4 separate regions of the Homo sapiens genome follow, and all the other regions are linked to region 1. The links are chromatin loops, found by intact Hi-C in ENCODE. Cell type or tissue: PC-9. All regions are shown on one strand. Region 1 overlaps CTIF (cap binding complex dependent translation initiation factor). Region 2 has its middle 63 kb from the start of CTIF. Region 3 has its middle 50 kb from the start of CTIF. Region 4 overlaps CTIF (cap binding complex dependent translation initiation factor).

What was found. Peaks named below come from ENCODE experiments on the same cell type or tissue, not always from the same donor. Only the 100,000 strongest peaks of a DNase experiment are listed, where the experiment ranks them.
Region 2: it touches region 1 in a loop (7-fold over the local background); 104 of 110 quality-filtered maps call a loop at or near these places.
Region 3: it touches region 1 in a loop (6-fold over the local background); 104 of 110 quality-filtered maps call a loop at or near these places.
Region 4: a loop joins it to region 1, with 10 times the contacts of the local background. A loop is called at or near these places in 20 of 110 quality-filtered maps.

What each region holds. Positions count from the first base shown.
Region 1 is chr18:48,660,197-48,665,196 of GRCh38, forward strand. It overlaps CTIF (cap binding complex dependent translation initiation factor), which reads left to right. Exons shown (of 12, transcript NM_014772.3): 4 at 3,556-3,629; 5 at 4,251-4,355. Among named protein-coding and RNA genes, the nearest start is that of MIR4743, 7.9 kb to the right of the region's middle. In PC-9, CTCF peaks have their summits at 4,259 (motif pointing left) and 4,463; a DNase peak (open chromatin) is centred at 2,165; H3K4me3 peaks cover 1,260 bases; H3K27ac peaks cover 1,684 bases.
Region 2 is chr18:48,473,965-48,478,964 of GRCh38, forward strand. It overlaps the pseudogene RNA5SP456 and the pseudogene POLR3GP2. Among named protein-coding and RNA genes, the nearest start is that of CTIF, 63 kb to the right of the region's middle. In PC-9, a CTCF peak has its summit at 2,107 (motif pointing right); a DNase peak (open chromatin) is centred at 2,117.
Region 3 is chr18:48,486,631-48,491,630 of GRCh38, forward strand. No RefSeq gene overlaps it. Among named protein-coding and RNA genes, the nearest start is that of CTIF, 50 kb to the right of the region's middle. In PC-9, no CTCF peak of the experiment used is centred here; DNase peaks (open chromatin) are centred at 321 and 2,101; H3K27ac peaks cover 273 bases.
Region 4 is chr18:48,604,517-48,609,516 of GRCh38, forward strand. The region is part of intron 1 of CTIF (cap binding complex dependent translation initiation factor); the gene reads left to right. Among named protein-coding and RNA genes, the nearest start is that of MIR4743, 64 kb to the right of the region's middle. In PC-9, a CTCF peak has its summit at 1,136; no DNase peak of the experiment used is centred here.

The sequences.
Region 1 (5,000 bases):
GTTGTTGTAAGGAGCTGTGGGGATTCAATGAGGAAAATGTGAGAGTCTGTCACCTGTGACGTGTGTTGGTTGCGTGACTGCCATGGCTCTTGGAGGAGCACTGGTTGCCACCGTGACTCCACCACCTGCTCCCCAGCTGGGCCATGGTCCCTCTCCCCAGGCTTCTGTTTTTCACCCCCAACATGGAGATGGCAGCAGCTGATCACAGGGCTGTTCTGCAGATGCACGGAAGGGTGGGCTTCCTCTGTAAAGAATAAACACATACATGCAGGCACAGCTTCTGCCCTGGCTCTTTCCCTCCCATCAGCTGGGAGCACATTTCCCTGACCCCAAGAATCTGGAAGTCCAGAGATTGGTGGGTCCCCCGCCAGGGATACTGCTTTGGAAATGCCCAAGTTTGCCCTGCCCAGTCACCTCCCTTAGCCCAAGGGTAGTGCCCCCTCCTCCAGGCAGAGAGGTTCCACCAGCTCTCTGCACAGGGGCATTGGCCCCCTCACAGCTGCTGCCAGTGACTGTTACTGTGACCTGTCCTCGCTCCCTGCCAGTTGAGGAGTAGTAGCCAAGATGCCAACCTGCAGGCCAGGAGGGAGATTTATGTGCCCATCTGCACTGCCCTTCAACTGCCTTCAAGGTGAATCACCATCTTCCTGGAAGATGCTTTGCACTTCTAGGTTTGGCCATGACCTTCTCTACATAGTTGCTCTCTCTTTCTATCTCTCCATCCATGTTTCTTACTCTCTAAGGGCCTTACGGGCCTCGGATCCTAGGACGGTAAATCATTCTTGACATCCTAATCTTGATTCAGTCTTTCAGCCACAGAGGCAGTAGGGTCGTGCTTCCTCCTGTTACAAAGTGGCATCTCCTCAATCAGTTGGCAGGAATCCAAGCTGGCCCTCCTGTGTGCCTGGCTTGGCCACTGTGGGGGCACAAAGAGAAAGAGGCAGTCCAGTGGAAAAGATTACAGTCTACTTGGGGAAGGTCTAACATTCATGTAAGAGAGCAGTGACCAAGAGGTGATCCACTGAAGCTGAATTTATAGGCGCCAGAGAACATTGGGTATTTAACAGATCAGGGATTAGGGAAGACACGTGTGGAGGAGAGGCTTCAGGTCACTGGGCTGAAGGAGGAAAATGAACTGCATGCTGAGTGAGGTCTGCAATAGATGCTTTGGAAGCAAGAGTTTTGTTTGCATGTATGATTTTTTTTTATCTTTGCTTTCTATGTTATTTTTGGCTGCTATCCCCAATGATAATTACATTCGAGGCCCAGGAGGGGGGTGTGAACAAGCCGGTCAACATCTCGGGAGGCAGGGGCTGTCCCCTTGGGGGTTGTGTGATAGAAGGTGAGTCTCTCTAGCTGACCTGGAGTTTCAGAGTTGCACTTGGAGCAAGCAGGGCCCCAGGAGTTGGAATGGGGAGGATGTGAGGCAACTCGAAGAAAAGGGAGAGAGGACGATCCTAGAACATTAGGGGCCACCTGCTTGGAGGACTGGCAACCATGCTGTAATTGATTAGTGATATCTGCCGCTGGCAGGAGAGGGGATGGTAGCAGCACGCATGCCAGTCAGAAGGAGCCCATCTACAGGGCATGGTATTTCATTCTGGGATCTCTTTATTTAAATATGAAGAATCTGAAGTCCAGACTGGTGAAGTGACTTTGCCGAGGTCACACAGTTTATTGACGCAAAAAGAAAACGCATGTTTAAAGAAGATGGTGAAAATCTCTTGCAGTATATGTCAGGAGCACTGAGCTTCCAGCTCTGGGGGACCCAGGGGGTCCCTGCCATCAAGGGCCCGCTATCTCCTGTGGGAGAGAGGTCACTACAGGAAATAGAAGTGAGAACTGCAAGAGGCCGGCTCTGCTACTGTAAGTCACCCACACAGATAGCAAGTTCAGGGCAGAGCGAGGTGACTGCAGTTTGGGAGGCCAGAGGTGCTTCCTGGCTGAGCCAATCTTTGACAGATGGGGCACATTCGGAGAGGGCAAGAGGGGAGCAAGGCCCAGTTGACAGGCCATGGTCAGGAGCAAAGGGGATTACGGGGATGGGACAGGAAAGGCATGGGGAGAAGCACCCAGGGCCATGGCGGCCCTGAATAAATGTGGCTGATCTGCTAGAAAGGATTGTGCAAGCTCTCAGGGCAGCCTGGAATGAGGAAGTTTCAAGTTACTTAGACCTGCAGGCTGTTGGTGCCCAGAGAGAGGGACCAGTGTTCATGTTATCAATGAGACCCAGGAAGGCTGAGGGACTTGCCCAGAGTCAGACAGCCCAGGTGGTTCTCCCCAGACAGTCCTCTTGTCCCTTCGACTCCATAAGCCCTCCACCTCTCCTCCAGGCTCTCATTACCTCCTGCCTCCTGTCTGTGGCGGCTGGAGTGCCTGGCCCCTTCTGCTTGGAGGCTGGACTGTCCAGCCTTCCCGGTTTTTGTGCCCTCTCCTTCTAGTTAATCAAAGCTGCTCGCTCTCTCTGTCTCTCTCTGGAAGAGAGATTGGTTTCCTCTTCCAGTTACTATCTGAGTTCTTTCACTATACATTCGTTAGTTTGCCTGTTCCTGAACATAATTGGTTCTCTTTTGCATCTGGGTTCTTTTGTTCCCTGTATGCTTGTGATATTTATTCATATTGCTGCATGTTATTTTACTTTGTTTGTGCTCACTGCGGTGTGATACTCCAATATGTGAACATACCACGGTTTATTTATCGAATCAGCTGATGACAGGCATGTGGGTGGTCTCCAGTTTGGAGCTGTAATGGCGGATGCTGCTGTATACGCTTTCTGTACATGTCTTTTGGTGAGCATCGGGCACATTTCTGTGTGTTTATACCTGGGAGTGAATTTCTGGGTCATACGGCGTGCACACGTTCAGCTCAGGTGGATGTGGAAGTATTGTTTTAAAGAGTGTGACGATGGAAACCAGATTGCAGGGGTAAGAAGGGCTGGAGGGCATCAGGTGCGGTCAGGGGTTGGAGAATTTGCCAGGGAGCTCACCAGCCAGAGAGCAGAGAAACCAAATCATAGAAGCTGCATTGAGTAAAGAGGTTTCTGTCTCTGGGGTGGGTCACATAGGGAACACTGGAGGATCGGCTCGACTCAGAGAAATCCAGTTGCTGGTGTAGCCTTGGTCGGTGGGGGCTTCTGGGGAGTAGGACTGAACTGTGAAGGAAGGCAGCCTCCATGGGCTCCCCAGTGGGCCTGGCTCTGCAGAGCCCCTCCCTGGGGAGAAGCCTCAGCCATCAGGCTGGCAGTGGTGATGGTGGCTCTGGGTGGTACAGAGCCCTTGCTGGGTGTGGAGGCTTTGAGGAGAGAGCCATGGGCCTGGGGCAGCAGGGGCCTGGACCCTTCTGTATACATCTATAAAACCTCAGTGAAACGAGGGCCTATGCCTGGGGGGAGGCCAGGAGACCCCCAGGCAGTCCCCTGACTCTGACTGGGTGCACCAGCCACCATACTCACTTGGGGGCTCACTCCAGCCCCCCAGCCCCTCAGGCCCTGGCCCCGTGTTCTCAGCATCCTGGCCGAGCAATTAATGTCAGCCCTTTCACCCCCATCTCTTCCAGAATGGCAGCAAAGACAACTCTCTGGACATGCTGGGCACGGACATCTGGGCGGCCAACACCTTCGATTCCTTCAGGTAACCTCCTCCTCCCTCCTTCCCTGTGGTGTGAGGTCCAGCCGGGGAAACTGGCTTCCTTGGGGACGGAATGAACGCTGATGGTTCATGAGCAAGAGGCAGAGAGAAGCAGAGTAGGGGATGTAGGAAGGATGGGGTGGAAAGAAGGCCGGAGAGAGGAGGCGGTGAGTGTCAACGGGAGACAGTGGAGGCATGGGGAGGGCCCCCGGGATGGGGCTGCAGAGGCTGGGCCCCGCTTCCCACTAGCCTGCCTCATCTACCTCAGGGTGGCCGGGTCGTCACTTTGAGCTGCTTGTCAGAGGCTGGAGACTGGCATTTGGCCCCTTGCTCTCCCTGGCCTTCCTCAAATGTGGGCACGAAAACAAACTCAGGTGTTGCAGAGGCCGCTGTGCAATGGGCATCAGGCCCACACTTGTTTCATAAGCATGCACTTTCCCACGGCAGGGTGAGGAAGGTGAGGGGTGGCACCTGGGGCTCCATTCTGAGTGGGGCTCCCCGCCTGGCCCCTGGCGGCTCCTTTCTGCGGATCTGCTCTGCCAGGTTCAGCCTGGCCCCCTGGTTCCGTCAGTAACTGGGCTGTTGCCCTCTTGCCTCCGTTTCTCACCCTCCCTCGCCCTCTAGTGGTGCCACCTGGGACCTGCAGCCGGAAAAGCTGGACTTCACCCAGTTCCACCGCAAAGTCCGACACACGCCCAAGCAGCCCCTGCCACACATCGACCGCGAAGGGTAAGGGGTGCTGGGGCTCTTACCCAGGGTGGGGTGGGGCAGGGGACGGGAGTGGCCTTTGCCTCCACAGGGAGGCTGCTCTGCTGCACAGGGGACTCAGGTGGCTGATGCCCCGGGATGCTCTTCTTATGCGTCCCAGAGCTGCAGGCTCACTGGCTTCTCCTGGAATCCCTCCATTTCCCTCTGCCCAGCCCCCTCTAGCCATGCCATCCCCACCTGCTCCTGATGACCCACAGTGGCCCTGCTTGTCAGTAATCCACGCCAGCGCAGCAGAATCACCTGGGCGGTGGCACAGAGGACAGGCCCACCCCAGAGTCTGTGATTCCGTAGGTGTGGACTGAGGCTGTGTGTTTCTTTCTTTTTTTTTTTTTTTTGAGACGGAGTCTCGCTCTGTCGCCCAGGCCGGACTGCGGACTGCAGTGGCGCAATCTCGGCTCACTGCAAGCTCCGCTTCCCGGGTTCACGCCATTCTCCTGCCTCAGCCTCCCGAGTAGCTGGGACTACAGGCGCCCGCCACCGCGCCCGGCTAATTTTTTGTATTTTTAGTAGAGACGGGGTTTCACCTTGTTAGCCAGGATGGTCTCGATCTCCTGACCTCATGATCCACCCGCCTCGGCCTCCCAAAGTGCTGGGATTACAGGCATG
Region 2 (5,000 bases), 190 kb before region 1:
AGAACCAAGGGGTAAGGTTGGTTTCTTCTCAGTTTCAGTAGACCAGATGGCCACCACAGAGAGCTGTGCAGGTGAGGTTGCCACAGAGAGTGGTGAGGTGATGCTGCCACTCCAGTGGGCTGGGATGGGGGGTGGACAGAGCACTGAACCAAAGAGGATTATTCTCAACCCCTAAGATCTAATGGAATTTGCCTTGCTAGGTATTGAACTTGCTTGGGACCTGTCACCCCTTTCTTCTGATTTCTCCCTTCTGGAATGGGAATGTTCATCCTATGCCCTTTCCACCGTTATATTTTGGAAACACATAATAGTCGGGTTTCACAGGTTCATAGCTGGTGAGTAGTTTTGCTCACAATGAATTGTAGCTCGATTTTCATCCATACCTGATTTTGATGATATTTAGTTGAGATTTTGGTCTTTAGAACTAGAGTTGATGCTGGAATGAATTAAGACTTTTGGGACTGTTGGAATGGAATGAATGCATCTGCATGTAAGAAGGGCATGAACTTTGTGGGAGGCAGAAGTGGAATGAAATGAGCAGAATATCTGTATCCCCTCAAAATTAACATATTGAAACTCTACCCCAAATGTGATCGTATTTGGAGATGGGGTCTTTAGGAGATCATTAGCATTAGTTGGGGTCCTGAGGATGGGGCTCTCATGAGGAGACATCAAAGAGCTTGCTATCTCTCTTTCTCTCCCTGTACAAGCACAAGGAAGAGGTCACGTGAGCACCCAGAGAAACAGTAGCTACCTGCAAGACTAGAGAACAGTCTGCAGAATGAAACCTCCCTGGCTGGCACCTTGAGCTTGGACTTCCTGGCCTCTAGAACTTTGAGAAAATACATTTCTGTGGTTTAAGCCACCAAATCTATGGTATTTTGTTATGCAGCCCAAACAGACAAATACAGACACATACTCTATGACATATTTATAAAAAGGTTTAAAACATACAATTTTACCATATGTTGTTTAGGAACACACACATATGTAATAATAACATAAATACATCCATGGGAAGTATAAACACCAAATTTAGGAGAGTGGTTCTTTTTGCAGGGTAGGGGAAGGGGAAATGCAACTGAAGGAGGGCCAGGAAGCCTCAACTATATTTGCTATTTTATTTCCTAAGGTGAATGCTATGTCGTTTTCTAAATCTTTTTTATGTCACAAGAATATTTTTAAAAGAAAAGATTGGCTCCTCGTAACATCATCAAGGCACTGGATCAAATCTTACCAAGTTATATGAGCCAACACACCCCATAATTGTTTCAGCCAGTAGGAGTATAATTTGTTTGTTGTTGCAGTCAGAGGCTCATCAGAAATCTTGTCTTCTCCATGAGGCCTCACCTAACTACTGCAGATCTGGAATAGCCCTGTCTCTCACCTGCTATAAACTACGATGGCTTTCACTTGGTTCAATATTGTGTGGATTTATTCCCTATTTATTTCATGTGCGGTTATCCACCATAAAATCATAACAATAACAACAATAGCTACCATTTATTGGGTGCTTCCTGTGTGTCAACAACACAGTGCTTAACTTTGTCACATCCAAGTACTAACCAGGCCTGACCCTGTTTAGCTTCTGAGATCAGACAAGTTCGGGTGCATTCAAGGGGGTATGGGCATAGACTCAGCACTTCGCTTTCTACATCCATCATTTTAAACCATCCTCACTATTACTAACTCTGTTTTTGCACACAAGGAAACTGGAGCTCAGAGATGCTAAATGATTCATCCGAGGTCACACAGCAAAAAAAGTGCCAAGTCCAATCGTTTTCTGCCAACTCCTCAAAGCAGAAAACTGTCTGCTTTCCTACATCCCCCACCACGACCTGAGGCTAGGTCCACCCGTGTGAGCTGATACAGCAACAGACTCTTTGTCCCCAGAGGTTGTTCAGAACAGAGCCTTGGTGACAAGGACCAGCTGCAGGGTGGATGAGCAGGGCTTCCCATTGGTGAAGGCTGCCCTGGCATGGCTCGAGAGAGCCTGTTGGCCTCATTGTGCACTCATGGGCCACAGTGGTTCCATCCTCCGGGTCTCCACCTGATCCCAGACACAGGCACTCAGACTTGCTGGAGCACTTGCTATCAGCTCCCACTAGGTGTCTCTGTTACTTTATTTTTTGTGTGCCAGAAGGCAAACCAAGGCCACTTACTTAAAACTATTCAAATCCAGATAAACGGGCTGCCTGGAACTCTGTGGTGGCCTCAGAGAAACCAGACTTCTACAGTCAGAACCTGTGGGCTTGAGAAGGAGAAGATAAAATAGCTTACATTTACTGAAGGCCTTTTGCACATCAGCCAGTTTACATACTTTAATATTAACAATAGTTAACACTAAGTAATGTTTTGTATGCACAAGGCACTCTCATGTGCTTTTTGCAAATATTAATGCACTCATACCTCATAACAACCCATAAGTACAGAGGTACGAAGGGTTAAGTAACTTGCTTAAGGTCACACAGCTAGTACACAGCATGGTCATTTGGATCATTCAGGTCTCATAACTACCCTGCAAAATACATGTTGTCATCCCTATTTTACATATGTGGAAACCAGGCTCAGAAAAAGTAAGAGGCACAATGTTATACAGCTAGACAGTGGCTGAAGCAGAATTCAAACTTAGGTCTATTTGACTCAGGTCAAAATATGAGTTGGCCCCATTCCCTGAGAAGGAATGAAGACCAGATCATAGGTAGGATCCTGTGTCCTTGACCCCATGTGGGTCACACACACGGCTCTGCAGACTCCACAAAGGACTGTGCAGACCCACTTCTCTGTAGACAGGGCTGAGATGTTCTGAATTCTACCAGGAATTGCTTTGAAAGTAAGGGAGGGGCGACAAAATATCATCTTTGCATGTAAAACCCCTCTACGGATGTATAGAGAGAAGCAACTCCCCACTCCAATTCAGGAGGATGAGGGAGAATTGACTTAGAGGGGGTAGGTTTTGGTTAAAGCCAGCAGAGGTTGCCATAGGTGGGATCTGAGGGTATCTGTGGAAGGCCTCAAAATTGCTCCCTTTAGACTGGTTGGCTTCACTGCTGAATTCTACGAATTTTAAAGAACTAATACTATTTTTTTCTGCAACTATTCCAGAAAATTGAAGGCAAAGGAATTCTTCCAAACTCATTCTACAAGACCAGCATTACCCTGATGCCAAAAGCAGACCAGGACACAACTAAAAAAGAAAACTATAGGCCAAAATTCCTGATGAACATAGTTGCAAAATTTCTCAGCAAAATACTAGCAAACTGAATCTAACAGCATATCAAAAAGATTACATACCATGATCAAGTTGCAAGGATATTTCAACATATGAAGATCACTAAATGTGATACATCATCAGAATGAAGGACAAAACCATACGATCATTCTAATAGATGGAGAAAAATGCTTGATAAAATACAACATTAATTCATGATAAAAACTCTCAACAAACTAGGTATAAAATGAACATACCTCAAAACAATAAAGGTCATATATGACAAACCCACAGCTAACATATTAGTACTAATTTTATACCGAATGGGGAAATGTTGAAAGCCTTTCCTCTAAGATCTGGAACAAGATAAGGATGCTCACTTTCACCACTGTTATTCAACATAGTACTTCAAGTCCTAGCCAGACCAATTAAGCAAGAGAAGGAAATAAAAGGCATCCAAATTGGAAAGGAGGAATTCAAACTGTCCCCGTTTACAGGCAATATGATTTAGAAAAACCTAAAAACTCCACCAAAAAACTGTTAGAACTAATAAACAAATTCAATAAAGTTGCAGGATACAAACTCAACATACAAAAAGCAGCAGCATTTCTATTTGCCCATAATGAACAATCTGAAAAAGAAACCAAGAAAGCAATCCCATTTACAATAGCTAGGAAAAAAAATACCCAGAAGTAAATTTAACCAGAGGTGAAAAATCTCCATAATGAAAACTATAAGATACTGATGAAAGAAAATTGAAGAGCATACAAAAAATGAAAAGATATTACATGTTCATAGATTAGAAGAATTAATATTGTTAAAATGTCCATACTGCCAAAAGTGATATACAGATTCAATGCAATCCCTATCAAAATACCAATAACATTCTTCCCAGAAACAGAAAGAACAACCCTAAAATTTATATAGAACCACAGAAGACCCTGAATAGTCAAAGCAATCCTGAGCCAAAAGAACAAAGCTGGGGATATCACACTACCTGACTTCAAAATATACTACAAAGCTATGGTAACCAAAACAGCATGGTGCTGGCTTAAATACAGACACATAGACCAATGGAAAAGAATAAATTAAGAACCCAGAAATAACTCTTTGGCCCTGAGGTCCTACAAGAGGCCAGAGGAGTACAGGTACTCAGGGAGGCTGTGCAGCCCCAGGCCTGTATCAATCACCACGTCCTGCTTGGAGCCATGCACCAGCCAAATGTTGGCATGGTTGCCCGACTCATAGAAGTGTTCTTGAATTCAAAAGATACTACCACCTGGAGACTTGTGGGTGTACCACTTGAGCGCCAACATGCTGGGCATGGGTGCAGCCAGGCAGATGCCTTTCAGAATTTGCCCACTCGTCTAGTATAACTAGATCTGATGGCTGGGAATAAAGGAAGAGGAGGATGTGCTGCTCATACCTTTAATACTGAGGCTGTTGGATTTAGCAAAGGTGAAAAGTTACCTTATGTAGTGTTGAAACCACCCCCACTATTTCCTGATGCAGATTATAAATCAGTGCCACTGAAAACAGAAGATGAAGAATACATGCTGGCTTTGAAACAGGAGTTGAGAGAAACAATGAAAAGAATGCCTTATTTTATTGAAACACCTGAAGAAAGACAAGATATTGAAAGGTATAGTAAAAGATACATGAAGGTATATAAAGAAGAATGGATACCAGATTGGAGAAGACTTCCAAGAGAGATAACGCCAAGAAATAAATGTAAAAACACAGGCCCAAAACCCGAAAAGGCAAAAGACGCAGGCAAAGTCACCTCACT
Region 3 (5,000 bases), 170 kb before region 1:
GAGGCTGACTGTCTCCATTTTTTTAATCTCTAGCAGCTCTCCACACCCCTACAATGACTCCAGGAACCCCATAATAATGGTCATGAGAGTACAAGTCTGTTTTCTACTGTGCCAGGATCCACAAAAAGGAAGCTCAGAGCAGGAAAAGCTTTTGCTCTTCTCTGAGTCTTGAAGTCTGGATTTATTCCTTCCTCAATCACTTATTGTAAAACTTTAAGCAAATACTTAGATTTACAGCCTTATTGTCCCCCACATCACAAGGTTATTATGAGGAGTAAGTGGGAGGGTGTTTATGTAACCTAGCACAGATCTGGGACCCGTGAGACATTCTGTAAATATCCATTTGACCATTAATTTTTTTCCACCATTGCAGGAGATAAGGTTGCAACATTCCTACCCAAGGAGCTCTGACTTTGGAGTTTCTCTCTAGTTTATAAGTACCACACCAAACAGTCTCCTAAAAGAGTACTAAAACGGTGTCTTTTCTTACATTCTAAGACATCATTAGTAAGGGAATGATTTAAACGGGGTTTCCACTCTCCTTGTTGTCTCTCCTTGTCTCTCTCTTCTTTTAGGAAAACTGTGCCCCAGCTAAATCAGAGAACACAGAGGGGATTCTTCCCTGTCACCCTAAAGTCTTCCCCTCTGAGTTTTTCTGGCCTCTCTCCCCTGAGAAGTAGGCAGCTATCTTTCATGCCTCTATCCCTTGGGGTTCCTCAAAAGAACTGAGCATCAGCCTGGTAGAAGGGAGAGAATACTGGAAAAAGATGCAGGAGTTTTGGTGTCCAGTTCCAGCTCTTTAACTCACTTTTTAAATAACCAAAGTTGTCTGAATATGTGATGAGCAGGTAGTAAGATATCTGCCACTGGAGGTTTTCAAGCACGATTGAGAAAACTACGTGGCCAGGACACTGTGAAAAGGACTCAAGCATTGGATGAATTATTATTATTATTATTATTATTTTTTTTTTTTGAGATGGAGTCTCGCTCTTGTTGCCCAAATCTGGAGTGCAATGGCGCCATCTTGGCTCACTGCAACTTCTGCCTCCCAGGTTCAAGCGATTTTCCTACCTCAGCCTCCCAAGTAGCTGGGATTACAAGCACCTACCATCATGACTGGCCAATGTTTGTATTTTTAATAGAGAAGGGGTTTCACCATGTTGACCAGGCTGGTCTCGAACTCCTAATCTCAGGTAATCTGCCTGCCTCGGCCTCCCAAAATGCTGGGATTATAAGCATGAGCCATCATGCTCAGCCGAGCATTGGATGAATTATTGAATGACATGACTTCCTCCCAAGAATTTTAAGTGTCTTTCTAACTCTTGAGATTAAATGAATTTATATTGTGACTGAAATTAATTAAAACTGAGCACTAGTTTCCTCATCTGTAAGACAAGAGGGTTGAACTAAATGTTAGCTAAGGCCTCTTACATCACCATCACCCACCACCTCCTCCACAACAATTCAGCTTACCCAGGTTGGCCTACCCTGCTTGACTCTATTCTACTCTAACCAGGTTGCTCCCCTGGGTCAGGGAAAACATTTCCCCAGATAGGACCAAGGCAAGAACGCAGGGGTACTGGGGGCATGTGGTCACCGAGAAGCCAGCCAGTTTGTATTGCCCGTGTCCTGTGAAATCAAAGACTTAGATCTATGACAAAGAACTACATACTGAGAAGGTTAAGAGGTACTCAATGAAGACATAAAAAGTCGACAGTCAGGAAGGAGCTGGGGACTTCAGCAGCAACTCAGAGTCCACTGCCAGGTCAGGACCACCTGTGCCGGCTGCTGCCTAATCTGATATATATACAACAGCACGGTCTACATTCATTGTCAGCCATCCTCACACAAACGTCATCCACAGGAGAGGGTCTTGGCCAGAGCAGAAATCAACAAGACTATGACTTGGAAATTCTAGGGGGAGGGGAGGCCTCTAGCCTCAGGAATTTTGTCACCCAGGTCAGGGTCTGTATAATAGCCTTCTTAAGAGACAAAAAGGGCACTCACAGAGATTTGGACCAGGGCTGGCCTCCATCCAGCTTTCTACATTATCTTGAGCTCACTTGGTGAGATAACATAGCTAGCAGCTTCTGCATTCCTTCCTGGAATGCCTGTGATGTTTGGAGCCCTGCCACATGGCTCAGGCATTAATCATCAACCAGTGGATAAATGTTGACTGAGCATACTCTGTTAGGTCCCTGGTGTGCCTAAGAAGAGGGGTACCCTTTCCCTTTGGAAGGTTGCAGAAGATATATACCCATTAAAAGACTATTTAAAATCTTGACTAGTTAGTGATAACTTCCTTAAGAGTATAGGTGCTAATGAATTTCAGAAGAGAATGATATCCCTTTGGGGTGGAATGGTTCAGGGAGACATCTTGAGAAATACAATATGGGCATTAAGGGGTCAGTGGGATTGTAAATGTCCTAGGGGAAGAGGTGTCAAGACTGGGAGGTCACTAAGGACCTGAATGAGCAAGCTGTGCTGGGGACAGAACTAAGACCTGCTGGCTGAAGAGGGTCCTGAGCAAGGGGGAAAAAGAGACAGAAACTTAACTAATAACTATTTATGCATGTTTACACTTTTCACCCCAAGCAGAGAGCTGGCTCCTGAAGGTCAGCTTTGTACCAGGAAGTACTCCTTTCTTGCACAGAATTTTGAAATTGCTAGTTATCTTTTTTTTCCCTTGCATTGTTCATCTTAATTCCATTGTTAAGATGTCTTAATTACCACAAATAATATCAGATATCTTTCTCAGACATCTCTTTCTTGGAGCCTTCCACTCCTGCTCTATTCTGACCCACTGAGTTCTGGGTGTGTTGCCTGAGGTTTGCTTTCTTGACTCTCCTAGGTTGGATATGCAACAATGCAATACACACTTTTCTCCAGGCAAGCTCCGTTGGACAACTTCCCCAGAAAAGAGGCTTGGCCAAAGCCAAAATCAGCCAGATTGTGACAAGGAAATTCCAGGAGAGGGCAGGAGGCTAACCTGGGGGATTTTATTGCCCAGGGAAGGATGATATGACACTAAGTGGTGAAATGGCACGGCTTCTCTCTCTGTTGGTTTATCCCTGATTTGGGTGGAGCCTGTCCTGGAATGGCCTTCTCAGAAAAGAAATGCTCACTTCCAGCATTACCTCTCACAAGCAGGCTTTGTCTGCTGCATGCTGCATATACCCTTATATGCATATACCCTTATAATGTTATACGCCTTTTTTCCATATGTTTCTAGATCAGTGGCTGTCTATCTCTACATTGGGCACTCAATAATAAAAGAAGGTATCTGATTGTGTGTCCTCACAGCCCCCAGGCTGAGAATTTCTGCCCAAGGCTCAGTGGTGATCTTTCCTCAGGAGACCTTCAGTTCAGTGAATAAATGAATGACATAATAAACTTTATCCTATGTACCAATAAATAGATACACCTGCTATGGACCCATAAAAATTAGAAATTAAAAATCTAAGAAATACATATTGTTTATTAAAACAAAAAATAAAAATAAATAAACTTTGTCCTGAGAGCACTGGAGAGCCATGATGGAAAGTTAAAGTACTTTAGACCTGGGCATGACACAAGCAAATTTTCAGTTTATAAAGATTACAGTGGCAGTCAAGTGGAGAATGGATTAGTTTGGAAGAGTGCTAGAGGGCAGGAGACAATTGGGAAAATATTGTGGGTCACCCAAGGAGACGTTAAGAAACCTAATGGAGGCACTGCCCCCTTTCGGTACTTAGCATATTCATTCATTCATTCAACAAATATTTATCAAGTCCCTAACATGGGTCGGGCAATATTGTAAGCATTAGGAATTATTACTGAGAACAAGAGGGGTATGTACCAGATTGTTTTGTTATTTAACTGTTCCAATTAACTTATACCTTGGCCAAATTAGAGTTTTCCTTTACAGTTTGCTCAATAAACAGGAATTGAATTGAATGGAAACAATACAACAATTCTGATAAAACCCAGAGCTTGAAAGATAGATGATTAAACCTTGGATGGAAGAGATGAGATGTTACAAGGACAACATGAAAAATTCCCATATCTGGGTTTCTAAATTACCCACAAGTGCCAGCATACCATGACTGGGGGAAACACTGTAACTTGGTCTGTGTGTTCTCTTTTGACAGTTCTCAGGCGCATACCCAGTCTGGCTGAGGCCTGAGTCAGTGGAATCTTCTGGTTCCCCACACTTTCAGACCATCACTCTGCACTCCCTGCTGAAGCTCCCATATGCATTTGGGTGGAGATTGAAACTAACACTTTCCAGAGAATGTGGAGGAGGGAAAAGGGGGAGAGAGGAAGGCTAGTTTAACAACAAAGTGGGAAAAAGGAGGGGAAAGCATTCTTATTATTGTTTCTAAAAACAGCTCCAGTCAAGACACTTCATTCAAAGTTGTTCAAATATGAAAATGGAATAGTAAGCTTGTGCTGTCACTGTTCCAAGAGCCTCCTGGAAGGCAGAACACATCACCCTGATTTGTATAGTAGCACACCCAGGATATGATCTCTTCCTAAGTGTGCACAAAAAAAAAAAAAAAAAAAAAAAAAAGCTATTCAGGACAGCAAGGCCTATCTTTGGTGTGTGGGCAAGTCAGTTTAGGGATTGGTGTTGATCTACAAGAGGGGACAAAAACGATCAATAAAATGAAAATGGCAGTACATTTCTCAACTGCTTTTCATCAATAAGCTCTGGCTCTTCACCTCCACTTCAGCGGAACATGGGAGCTAGTCTCAGCTTTCCACTGACAGGTTCTAGGACCTTGGACACTCAACCTGTCTGGGTCTTGATGCTTTAAAAACACATGATATTTTGATTCTCCACTTATCATCCATTCCTCCCCACCCCACCCTGACACATACACACATATGATTCATTCATTCACTCACTCAATTCAACAAAGATTTATTTAGTACCCACTATGTGCTAGGCACTGTTCTAGGCATTGGGGCTACATCAGAAACAAAATATCCCTCCTGGATATTCTGTTTATATTTTA
Region 4 (5,000 bases), 56 kb before region 1:
CCTAGATGATTCTAACAACTATGGTTTTTTTGGAGAGGCCTCCAAGCTACTAAGCCAGAGATTCCAACCCAAGTCAATAATCATGGGGCCAATCCATGTACATTACTTTTTTAACAGCTTTATTCAGATTCGATTTATATATTTTATAATTTACACATTTAAAATATACAATTAAATGGTTTTCAGTCTAATTATAGATATGTGTGACCTTTACCACCTTCATCACCTCTAAAAGAAACCCTTTAGCTATCACCCCCTTGTCTCCCTGCCTCCTTCCTGCCTCAGTTGTAAGCAAACACCATTCTACTTTTTGTCTCTCTAGATGTGTCTATTCTGGACATTTCATATTAATGAAATCTTATGTGATCTTCTGTGACTGGCTTCTTTCATTTAGCTTTGTATTTTCAAGGTTCATCCATGTGGTAGCGTGGATCAGTACTTTATTCCTTCTAATGGCTGAGTAATATTCCATTGCATGCATAGTTCATATTTTGTTATCCAGTCATCAGTTGATGGATGTTTGTGTAGATTTTACCTTTTGGCTATTATTAATAATGGTACTAAAAACATTTGTGTGCAAGTTTTTATGTAGACATGTGTTTTCATTTTTCTCAGGTATATACCTGGAGTGGAATTGTTGGGTCATAAGGTTTATGTTTAATGGTTCAAGAAATTGCAAACCATTCCATATGGTTTTCCACAGCAGCTGCACCATCTGACATTCCCATGAGCAGTGTTTGAGGACTCCAGTTGCTCCACATCCTCTCCAACACTTGACTCGATACTTTGTAAGGTCTTTTTACTTCTAAGCTTCTAGGATTCTGGGTGAAATCCAGTGACAGTTGAGGCTATGGGAGGCTCCTTTCTGGCCTTATATCCCCTCCTTCTCCATGTCTCAGTGTAGTTTGCAGATGGCTGTGGGGGATTTCTCAGTTAATTATCTGCCAGTTAACCACTCAGCCTGCTCCCTGCGGTTGTATCTGGCTACAGACTTCTCCTGCTGTGTGTGTGAAGAGGTTATCTGCTGCTACCATGCTCTAGTGGGTGAAATTAACCACAGAAATAATGGGAAGTAGAGACCAAAGACTCTGATGGACTAATTAGAACAGCCATCAGGAGCTGCCCCCTGTGGGCTCTCTGCTGCAAGGCATCTGGCTGCACCTGGGAGTCCTTCCTCACTGCAGCTGTCCCAGACTAGCCTGTGGGAGGAGCTCTTAGGTCACAGAGGCCCACCATGGGCCTCTCGGAGGGAGCCCACAGTCCTCCCTTCCGGCTTCTGTTGATTGCCCACTTCATACCAGGTCCTGGAAATACAATGATGGGAAAAACGAAAAGGTCCCTGTTCTCAAGCACGCACACTAGAGTGGGTTCCTGATGGAATTAACTGGAACTTAGATTTTTCTGGCTGCCTGTTTTCCCAATTACTTGATCATGTTCCAGAGAGAAGTAACTGGGGAAACCAACCCTAGGAAACCATACCTGAACCTTCTATGTGGCCTTGGCCAAGAGGTCTTGTCTCTGGCTTGGCAATCTGTTGTGGGAGGCCTCTGTAATCGGGCTTTATGTTCTACAAGGTAGTGGATATGGCTTGCAAATATGTGTGGCCTGCAGAGCTTGGCTTTCTCATACCCTCTAACCAGAAGAAGCCTTTGCAGCTCAAAAGGACTGCACCTGTCTCATCCGTCCCTTTCCCCCTTCCTCAGAGCTCCTACCCTATCTCAGCTCAACCTGGGGGCAACGTTCAGTGACTCATTGGTTCATGCCACAAGGAGTGGGAATCTGAGATATTGCTAGTCCAGGGCAAATGCTCAGGATTGGAGTCAGATGCCTGGGTCATCATCCTGCCCTGTCACTGGGCCACTGGCATACTGTTCCAGGGTCCCCATATGGGAGGGTAACAGGGGGTGGTGATGCATGCTCTGCCTAACTGCAGCCGCAGGGTTATTAAGAGCTGACTGGCAGGAAGGACAATGCTGAGCTGTGCAGACTCCAGGGGCATGAGGCCCAGTGCCACCCTCCAGACCTCCCTAAATGACTTCGGACTCCCTGGAGAGTACATAACTTCTGGCACCCTGGACAGGACCCAAAGGCTTGATCTGGAGCAGTTTCCAATGCCCACTCCAGGAGGGACGACAGGGTCTAGCAGCTTATGGGGGATGTTGGGCAAGGGCTGGCACATTGAGGGAGTGGAGCTCTGGGACCCTCACTCTCTTTGGTCAGAGTATCCATGTCTTGGAGCCATTCTGTCCAGGTTTCAGTTCTGAGCCAGCCTCTTCCTAGCCAGGTGACCTTGAGCAACCCTTCGTGTCCTCAGTTTCCTAATTTGTACAAGGGGGACAAAAATAATGCCTACATTATAGGATGATCTTGAGGATTAAATTAATATATGACAAGCATTTAGCACAGGGGCCGGCACATACTAAATTCTCAATAAACACAGGTATTTATTATCTTTTATATATTTGGGGGGAGTCGTTTATAATTTCATTTGAAAAACAAGTATGATATTAGAGGAAAATAGTTTGGAAACCAACAATCTGTGGGGAATACAATATTGATGATTTGCTTTCCTGCTTTAGGAAAGGTCAAAGGGCAGCTGCCTTTGAGCAGGAGTTTCCCTCCCTCGGGTCCTCCAAGCAAAGGCAGAGGCAGCTGTGCTGTGTTGTCTCTGGGCCTGGAGGCCACTCCAGGAATCAGGGGCCCTGGGCTTTTGCTGCCGATTTCTTTGCCTCCCTGTGGTTCGTAGAGAATTCAGGGAGAGCTGTAAGAGCGCTGGGCACCGGATCAAGTCTGAGATTCCTGTGGTTGCTGTCCAGCATGCTTCAGGCATTGTGTGGGATACATGAGGGCTCCCTGGCAGAAGAGGGGCCTGCCCTCTGACACCCAAGCTGTGTCTGCTGGGTCCACTTGTAATGTGCCACCCATCTGTGCCCATCAGCAGCCGTCTGCTAATACCAAGGTGGGCAGAGCATTTGTTACCTGCTGCTGACCATTTTCTACTTTCTGGGAATCCATCATGAAACTGTCAAAAAGAGGAACTGAATGTCTATGGTGAGGTCAGCTCAGGCTCCCAGGGTCCAAGGAAAGGAGCAGACAGGTCCTCAGCCTCCAGGAGCTCATAGTTTAGCTGGGGAAGGAGGCAGCCACTCAGCTCACATTAAGGCTGAGCTGGAGGGTGGTGGGGGCATTACAGGAGCAGTGGGACATCCCTGGGCTGTCCTTTCCTCCCTTGAGACACTGAGCAGGAGCACCCTGTCCCTAGGAGGAGCTTGGGTATGCACAGCCGAGTTTCTGCTGAGTGACACCATCTTCTATAATAGCTGTGGCTATCTTCAGCCAGGTTATGGTTGAGTACTGCTGGTCTGGAGCCTTTTTTTCTTTCTGCTTGCAATGACCTTGCATATTTCTGTTTTGGACCTGGACTATCATGTATTATTTCACAGTGTAACTCCCAAGGGCAATCCTTCGTCCTGATTTATTTCCAAGTTCTGAGGGGGAGCCCTCATTTTTGTAGGCATAGACCACTTCCAGTTAGTTGCTCTTTCGCAGGGGACTTTCGAACTCGGATGCCTTACAGGGGCCAGGCAGGTAACATGTGTGAGTGAGGGAGCCAGGTGAGAGTGAGGCTGTGAGCAGCGGGGAGGCATTAGAGAGTGTATGGGTCTGCAGAGAACTGGGGTTGATTGCCTGGTCTGAAGGGGACAGCACTTCTTAGCTCTAGCTGATGGTTACAGCGCAAGAAGGTGGGCCAGTGTTGCTCGATCATCCAGTTTTTTCAAGAAAAGTCAGAAATTGTGGCTTTTTATGTGAAATATTTTGATTTATAAACGTTAGCTCAAATATTTTTAAAATATCTAACTGGCTAACCAGAACACACCATGGTCCAGACGTGGCCCCAGCACAGGCGGTAGCAATCTCTGCTTTGTGACTGTGCTCCTTGCAGGACAAGGCGGTCATCGAAAGTGGTGGGGGGGTGGGGGCAGGCAGAAGCCCAAGGGCCCAGTGAGTGGCTGCTATGAGCATTCTGAGGGGTCTCTGTGACCTGGGCCGGTCAGGGTGGCATCTAAGAGGTGGGCTTGAGCTGTTCTTGAGGATGAGTAGAGAGAAAGGGTTGCTGTTCTCGAACGTGAGCCAGTTCTGCCTTGCAACCATAGCACAAGACCACCTGGACAGGCCTGCAAGGCCACAGCCTGCTGAGATCTAGCCTGTGCACAGCCTGTTCTGGGCTGTGGACACTCCCACCAGGCTCTGGAAACAGCTCGGTACTCTCTCTGCTCCAGCTGGTCTGTAGTTCAGGGAGCTGTTGCCAAGAGGGAGAAAGCTGACTGGGGACCCTGGAAACCCCAAGACAGATGCCAGAGAGAACGTTGCCTGAGAAGGAAGGCCTGGAGCGCTGCTGCCACCACACTTGGATGCCCTTTCTAGCCTTACCCCAGGTGCTTGTGGACACATTGCTGGGTTCAGAGCAGGGCACTATTGGTTTCCCTTCCTAGCATGCTCCAAGTTAATTTTCATTCTTGGCCAATAAACCCAGAAGCTTTTGACAGCTGGTGGTGGGGCTCACCCATCTACCTTCAGAGTCCACAGAAGAGAGAATGGATCTCTGTGAGTTCCTGCAGGTTGGCAAAACAGGTCAACCCAGGGATTGGAATACAGGAGAGAGCCAGACTGAGGCCCAAGGAGGACTCAGGGTGTTCAGAGTTGGGAGGCATTAGGGAGTGGTGAGATCTGCAGAGATCTGGGGTTCAGAGATAGCAGTCGTCATTGATATCCAGAGTAGTCAAGGAGGGCTTCAGGGAGGAGGTGTGCCCAGAGGTGGGCCTTGAGGGAAAAGGGGAGATTTGGAGAGGCAGAGGTAGGAGAGAATGCAGAAGACAGAGTGAGGTATAGCAGTTGTGAAGTCGAGTGACAATTGCAACTGATAATTGAGTGCTTGATGTATGCCTAGCGGTGTTGAGCACTTTTCTCATTCATTCTTTCACATGATTCTCACAGCACCT